2 separate regions of the Homo sapiens genome follow, and region 1 is linked to region 2. A link is a contact called in ENCODE POLR2A ChIA-PET data. All regions are on one chromosome and are shown on one strand. The core of a region is the stretch at or near the end of the contact, and the rest is flanking DNA. Distances in the headings are between cores, read along the strand shown. Region 1 holds the start of RAB11B-AS1 (RAB11B antisense RNA 1). Region 2 overlaps PNPLA6 (patatin like domain 6, lysophospholipase).

Region 1 (3,343 bases), core at 844-3,343, 840 kb before region 2:
GGGAGACGGAGGCTGCAGTGAGCCGAGATTGCGCCACTGCACTCCAGGCTGGGTGACTAGAGTAAAATTCTGTCTCAAAAAAAAAAAAAAAAAAAAAAGAAAAGAAAAAGGAAAAGAAAAATATTGAAAGAGAATAGAGGAGGTCCTCTGATGAGGCACAGCTGTGAAGGTGAGACGGCAGATGACCAGTTTGGGAAAAGCTGAACTTGTGGGTTAGATTTTTGCTACCAACTAGCTTGAGAAGGTCAGCAGGGCACCTGCTAGACTCAGTAAAAGGAGGCCAGTGTGGGGAGGGCAGCAGGGCAGGCACCGCCCCCCCCCACCCCACACCGCCTGCCCGCCAAATGCCAGATGCCGCAGAAGCTAAATCAGTGTTTCCAGGAAGCAGTCTCTGCAGACAAGTCCCGGGAACCACACAGCCTCTCCATTGCTCCTGACCCAGTAACTGTTCTGCTGGGAACGCACTTCAAGGAAATAATCTAAAGGGCAAAACCATGACTTGAGCAAGCACTCGGAGCTGGGTCATTTAACACAGCAAAAGGGCAAAAATAACAAGCAGGGGATAACCACAGAAACCTGGATGGGGCATGTGGGGAGCAACACCCCTGCCCTGGCAGTGCCACGTCTGGGTGGGTGCCCAGCCAGGACCTGGGAGCAGCTGCCTCACGGTGGGCTGAGTGGAGATGGCACCCGATCAGCAGGACCCAAAGTTTAGTCCCCCTGTCTCCAGACGGCCCCTTAGAATCCCAGTCTCCAAAACCCTTCCAAAGCTTCCTCCTGCCACGAGGGGCGAGACCTTGGGCCGGGCACCTGCTGACCACAGAGCCTCACCCACCAGTGACATTATCAACCTGTGTGCAGCTGCCAGAGCCCTCAGTGCCACAGGACGACTCTAGGCCCTTGTAGAGGCACTTCCTCTCCCTCCCCCCGGAAGGCTTTCGCCACACGGACAGCCCAGGTGGGGAGACCTCTGCCTCATTCCCCACAATCAGAAGACGCTGGATGAGACCAGACACAAGGCCCAGCTAGGCCTGGTGCAAGCCACAGAGCACACTCGGAGGAACGGCTCAGCGAGGTGAGGATACCAACAGCTGATGTGCGACGCAGGCCCTCATAGAGCAGGCCGCAGGGTGAAGGCACCTTGGATCCAGGGGTTAGCCCTCAAGGGCTGCCATTGTCAGCCAGGGAGCCCAGCAACCAGGGCAGACCACTAGGCCAAAGTGTAGCTGGGCACAGAAGGCTCAGCTGAGAAACAAGGGACTCCGGCTTCCTCCAGCTGTCCCTAAATGGGCAATGGCTGCCTGATCTACCTAGGCCTTATGTGATGCTCCTAGAGCCCCCTCAGTCCCTCGGGCGGGGAAGACCCTCCAGCAGGCTGGCTGGGGCCCCGGCCATCAGTGCGCACGTGTTGGAAGAAGTTGGTCCAACAACCCAAAGTCCCAGATGCTGGCCACAAGCCCCCTAAGACACGCTTCCTAAGTGGTAAGGCCTACAGGTGGCCTGGGCTCAATCGGGTTCCAACACTTATAAACTGTGTCTTTGTCACTCTGGGCCTCAGTTTCCCAACGTGTAAAAAGAGAGGCTGGTTAGTATCAACCTCAAAGGGCTGCAGTGAGGATTTTAGTTAATTCGGGTAAAGTGCTCAGAAAAGTGCAAGTACTGGCTTAGCACTGTTGAGAGTTCTGAGTGAAGAGATGGAATTCTTGCTGCACACACGGGTGCCTTTCCACTCAATCCCAGCTTTGCACCCCAATCCAAGGCTCCCACCACCACACACCTCACCCCCAGGCCCTCATCTCGGCCCAGCCCCCATTGCCTGCCCCGCCTCTCCCGGGCCCCACCCCCAAACACGCTGCCCCAATCAGGACAAGCCTCGTGAGAGCCCCGCCTCCGTTTGCCCAGGCCCAACCCACCTATTGGTCACGCCCATCACGCCTTAGCCCCGCCCCTAAAAACCCCGCCCCCATCCCGAATCACGCTTTCAGCCCAGCCCGGCCCGCCAAATCTTGGGAAAGCTCCACCCCCTGCGGAGGCCCCGCCCTAACAGCCTCTCCCACCGCTCCGGGCCCCACCCCCTCTAGGCTCTGGCCCCGCCCCGGCGCGTCCTAGGTCCCCCAGGTCTCTCCGGGCCTCCGGCTCCGTATAGCCGCGCATCCTAGCCCGAAGCTGATGCTGCCCGGTCGGCTCCGGCCTTCCCGGCTGCCTGACCCGCCGGGCCCCAAGCCCCGGGCTCCGGCCTGGGCCCAGCGGCCTGGAGCGCGGCCTTGGCCCGTCTGCCCGCCGCCTCGCCGCCACGACTTCGCCCGTCTGTGCCCCACCGGCCGCACCTTTGAATAGGTAGTCGTACTCGTCGTCCCGGGTCCCCATTGTCCTGGCGCTTCCGGCGGGATCGGCGACTCCGCAGCCCCACCACAAACACCCGACGGGGGCGGAGCCGGCGCCGCGCAGAGCGGCGGTTGAATGGCCTATCAGCGGCGAGTGGAGTAGCGACGGGCACCCAGCGAAGCCAATCAGAGATGGAAGTAGTGCTCTGAGGGTGGGCGCCGCTTGGTACCACCCTCCTCGCCCTCGGTGTCCTGGAGAAAGGCGGAAGGAATGCGGACCTTTTTGAAGTGACGGACGCGCCAGCCTATCAGGGGCGAGCTCAAGAGGGCGGGGCGGAAGACTGCAGGAATGAAATGGATTGACAGACCAAATAACTAATGAGAGGCTTGATTGAGAACCTACCCGACTATCAGAGGACCTGTCCGGGAAGAGAAATGGGGCTACGTCCAGGTAATGCTACGATGCTTAACGTCCCGATGACGTCATAGGTCAGCGCGCGCTGCCCTGGTCGCCCCCCAAGCCCATAAATGACCATTTCCGGGGACCTCAGCGCTGGGTCCCCTTTCTCGGTTGCAGTCTCCATCTCTATATTGGGACTCACTGGGTTATCCTTCTGTGCCTCAGTTTCCTCCTCTGTAAACTGAAGAAACCCGTCTCATGGAATCTTTTGAAAATAACCAGATCAGCCAGGCGCGGTGGCTCACGCCTGTAATTCCAGGACTTTGGGAGGCCGAGGCTGGCGGATCACGAGGTCAGGAGTTCGAGACCAGCCTGACCAACATGGTGAAACCCCGTTTCTACTAAAAATACAAAAATTAGTCGGGCGTGGTCGCTGGTGCCTGTAAACCCAGCTACTCAGGAGGTTGAGGCAGGAGAATCGCTTGAACCTGGGAGGTGGAGGTTGCAGTGAGCCGAGATTGCACCAAGTGTGAATCAACCGTCCACTTTCTGCTATTCTTTGTTAAATAAATACTTTTAAATCCTTACTGGATACCAATGCTCTCCAACAGGACCTCCT
Region 2 (3,430 bases), core at 931-3,430:
ACTATTCCCTCTTTTGTTAAAACCTGGCCATCTACCCTCCACTTTGGGCCCTGATCACCTCAGTGGGATCCATTACACAACTCTACAACCATTCAGATTCACTGTGCTTGGGAGATCAATTGGCCAGTGCCCCTGCCTCATTCTGGCCTTGGTTCCTCTGTCTAATGGGGGACCTGAACATAAAACGAGGCAGAAATAAAGCTATTTTTAGCCTAGCCAACATGGAGAAACACTGCTCTACTAAAAATACACAACAATTAGCCAGGCATGGTGGCATACACCTGTAATCCCAGCTACTTGGGAGGCTGAGGCAGGAGAATCACTTGAACCTGGGAGGCAGAGGTTGCAGTGAGCCGAGATCGTGCCACTGCACTCCAGCCTGGGCTACAGAGCGAGACCCTGTCTTAAAAAGAAAATAAAAGAAAAGACAAAGACAAGAAAAGAAAAGCTACTTTTGACCCAGCTGTTGCTTCCCAGTTTCTCCACTAACAGCCTAGACCAGCTGTCAACTCCCATATCTTGCCTAGACCTCTTGTTGCCTCCTTACTGGTGGAATCCTTCCTCCCCAATCTAACAATAACAATCTAAATAAGCTCAAGTGCCTGTCCACAGCCCCTAGCCCCTATGTGACTTACCCCCCAACCCCCATCACCTCTCCCCTTGATCGCTTTCCTCCTCAGTGCTTCAAAACCACCAGCCTCCTGTGCAGCACCCCTGGTTTCTCTTTCATGTCTGGCCCCATCTTAGTTGTCAAGTCTCAGCTCACTGTCCTTAGAAAAGCCTCTTTCTCCCTCCCTTCCTCCCTCCCTCTTTCAGCCACACGGCAAGATGACCCTCTTTTGTCTTCTAGATATTGTATTCTCTATCTGTAATTTCTTTCCTTTTCTTTTCTTTTTTTTTTTCTTTCTTTTTTTTTTTTTGAGATGGAGTTTTGCTCTGGTTGCCCAGGCTGGAGTGCAATGGCGTAGGCTCGGCTCACTGCAACCTCTGCCTCCCCGGTTCAAGCGATTCTCCTGCCTCAGCCGTCCAAGTAGCTGGGATTACAGGCACCCACCACCACACCCGACTAATTTTTGTACTTTTAGTAGAGATGAGTTTCACCACGTTGGCCAGGCTGGTCTCGAACCCCTGACCTCAAGTGATTCACCTGCCTCAGCCTCACAAAGTGCTGAGATTACAGGCGTGACCCACCGCCCCAGGCCTCTGTAATTTCTTAATGATGTCTTTTCTGCCACTACCGCCCTGCCCCCGCCTTGGGGGATCTAGGGCTCAGGGCCAATTGGGTAGAACCCCTGGAGGGAAAAGGGGTATCTAGGTTGCTGGGCTGGCCCAGAATCTGGCCACCACAATGTAGAAACTCAGGCCCTCATTTCAGCAGGCCTCCAACCCCACCGCACGCCCCATTCTGTTCTAGCTCACTGAAGCCACAGGCTGAAACAGGGGGCTACATCTCCCAGCAAGCTGTAACTTCAGAAGGCGAGGTGCCCAGAGTCCTAAACAACAATCCACAGACTATTTTCCATCATGGTATGGGGAGTTTTGTTTGTTTGCTGTTTTATTTTTTCTGAAACAGGTTCTAGCTCTGTCATCCCGGCTGGAGTACAGTGGCACGATCACGGCTCACTGCAGCCTCGACCTCCGGGCTCAAGCAATCAATCCTCCCGCCTCAGCCTCCTGAGTGGCTGAGACTACAGGCATGTGTCACCAAGCCCAGCTAATGTTTGAAATTTTTGTAGAGACGGGGGTCCTACTATGTTGCCCAGGCTGGTTTCAAACTCAATCTCCTGGGCTCAAGCGATCCTCCTGCCTCAGCCTCCCAAAGTGCTGAGATTACAGGCATGAGCCACCATGACGGCCCTGCCATCATATTCTGATCTAGGACTCCCTTTCTCTCAACGTCCAGGCCGTGGACTTCCCCAGCAAGCCCTGACTCCCGGGCAGACTACGCCAAGTCCACCGCCTAAGACTCCCTCCCCGGCACCACTGATTTACTTTCGAGCCCATTAACTAGCACGCCAGGGGTCGAGGACTTCGTTTCCCAGCATGCTCAGGAACACGAACTCCATTCCCCAGAATGCTCTGCACCTGGGTCCTACTTAGGGTTTGAAACCCTCAGGGGCACGATTTCTTCGCGGAACTCCATTTCCCAGCATCCCTCAGGAAAGAAGGCTTCCCTCCCAGCATGCTCTGGACGCCGGACTACATCTCCCAGCACGCTCTGGGCCGGCCGGCTCTCACCTGGGAAGGGTCCTTGCAGCTGCTGCAAATTCCCTAGAATTTTCTGGCTCAGTAGGTGGATAAGGCGGGTCACGACCTGGGGGCGTTGGAGGCCGGCATTTCAGTGAGACCTGGGAAGCGGCTGTCCAGGTCCCACCTCTCCCTCCTATGCCGGGGCTCCTGGGTGCCCGTTACCTGGGTCCCACCCCCGAGAGCCCCCGCCCTCACTCTCTCGCTTCGGCCCCTCCCTCGACCCCGCCCCTCTGTAAGCCCCGCCCACACACTAGGCCCGGCCCCCACCCCCCCGGAGTCCCGCCTCCGCCTCTCTGCCCCGCCCACAACAGGCCGCACCTGCGGGTACCGGCGTTTGATGTGACCCAAGGTGCCCTCGGGAAGCTTGGCCAGCTCCGTGTCGCGCACCGCGTGCACCGTCGTGGCTCGCGGCTGCCGGGTCAGTGCCTCCACCTGGGGGGCCGCGTGCATGATTGGGGCTGCTTGGGTGGGGAATGAGGAGGCCGAAGATGGGTGGAAAGGGGGCTGTACTGCCCCATCTAGGGCTCCCCTGCAATGGGGGTGTAGGGAAGCAAGCCTCGCTCGCTACCCATTAGAGCTCTGGGGAGAGGGAGAGGACAGGGATCCACGACAGGCGGAATCCCCTTTTTCCAACGAAATGAGGTCTGGGCGGGGAGTGGACTGGGTGACCTCAGAGGTCGGGAGCTGCATTCACCACTCCCTGGATTACCCGGGATGATGTGTGTGAGTTGTCGAGGGACTGGCCTGGAAAAGGCCAGAGGTCAGTGGGTGGGGGTCGCGCTCACCACGCCGATGAGGTCGCCGCGGCCGTACTCGCCCACCAGCTCCTTCTTGCCACTGCCTCGCTGGATCACGCTACGCAGCCGCCCATTGAGCACGATGTAAGTGCAGTCGGAGCGGTCGCCCTGCCTGAGTGGGCGTGGAGGTCAGCAAGGTCTGACCACCCCCAGGTCCCCACCCCTAGGCCGGGCCTGAGCAGCGCGGTGGGAGCTGCACCTGTACAGCGCGCGTCCCGCCTCCACTGCAGTCCAGTCGATGGCGAAGTCCATCTGGCGCACGAAGGGCGACATCCTGGCTGCCACCGTGTGCGCCGCACTCAGCACCACACTGGGCTGTGCGCGCATGATCCTGCAGGAACAGACTTGGGATGAAAGAGGAAGGCCTCAAAACCGTCCTACAC

What was found. ChIA-PET counts read pairs that join two places held with the same protein, here RNA polymerase II (POLR2A).
Region 1: POLR2A ChIA-PET joins it to region 2 with 30 read pairs in activated CD4-positive, alpha-beta T cell. The contact joins the promoter of RAB11B-AS1 here to the enhancer-like site in region 2. POLR2A ChIA-PET finds 5 or more read pairs at or near these places in 2 of 52 experiments (activated CD4-positive, alpha-beta T cell and naive thymus-derived CD4-positive, alpha-beta T cell).

The regions. Positions count from the first base shown.
Region 1 is chr19:8,389,441-8,392,783 of GRCh38, reverse strand. RAB11B-AS1 (RAB11B antisense RNA 1) reads left to right here and starts at 2,093. Exons shown (of 3, transcript NR_038237.1): 1 at 2,093-2,775. It overlaps RAB11B (RAB11B, member RAS oncogene family), which reads right to left and starts at 2,424. Exons shown (of 5, transcript NM_004218.4): 1 at 2,328-2,424. The coding sequence starts at 2,367. RefSeq lists silencers at 2,032-2,291, 2,511-2,792 and an enhancer at 2,562-2,761.
Region 2 is chr19:7,550,246-7,553,675 of GRCh38, reverse strand. PNPLA6 (patatin like domain 6, lysophospholipase) reads right to left here. Exons shown (of 32, transcript NM_001166114.2): 15 at 3,247-3,378; 16 at 3,036-3,159; 17 at 2,569-2,682; 18 at 2,239-2,314. Among named protein-coding and RNA genes, the nearest start is that of PNPLA6, 16 kb to the right of the region's middle. RefSeq lists enhancers at 2,336-3,027, 3,028-3,430. Within about 2 kb of position 2,180, at least 8 of the 41 ENCODE cell types and tissues checked have a DNase peak (open chromatin) inside an H3K27ac peak, as active enhancers do.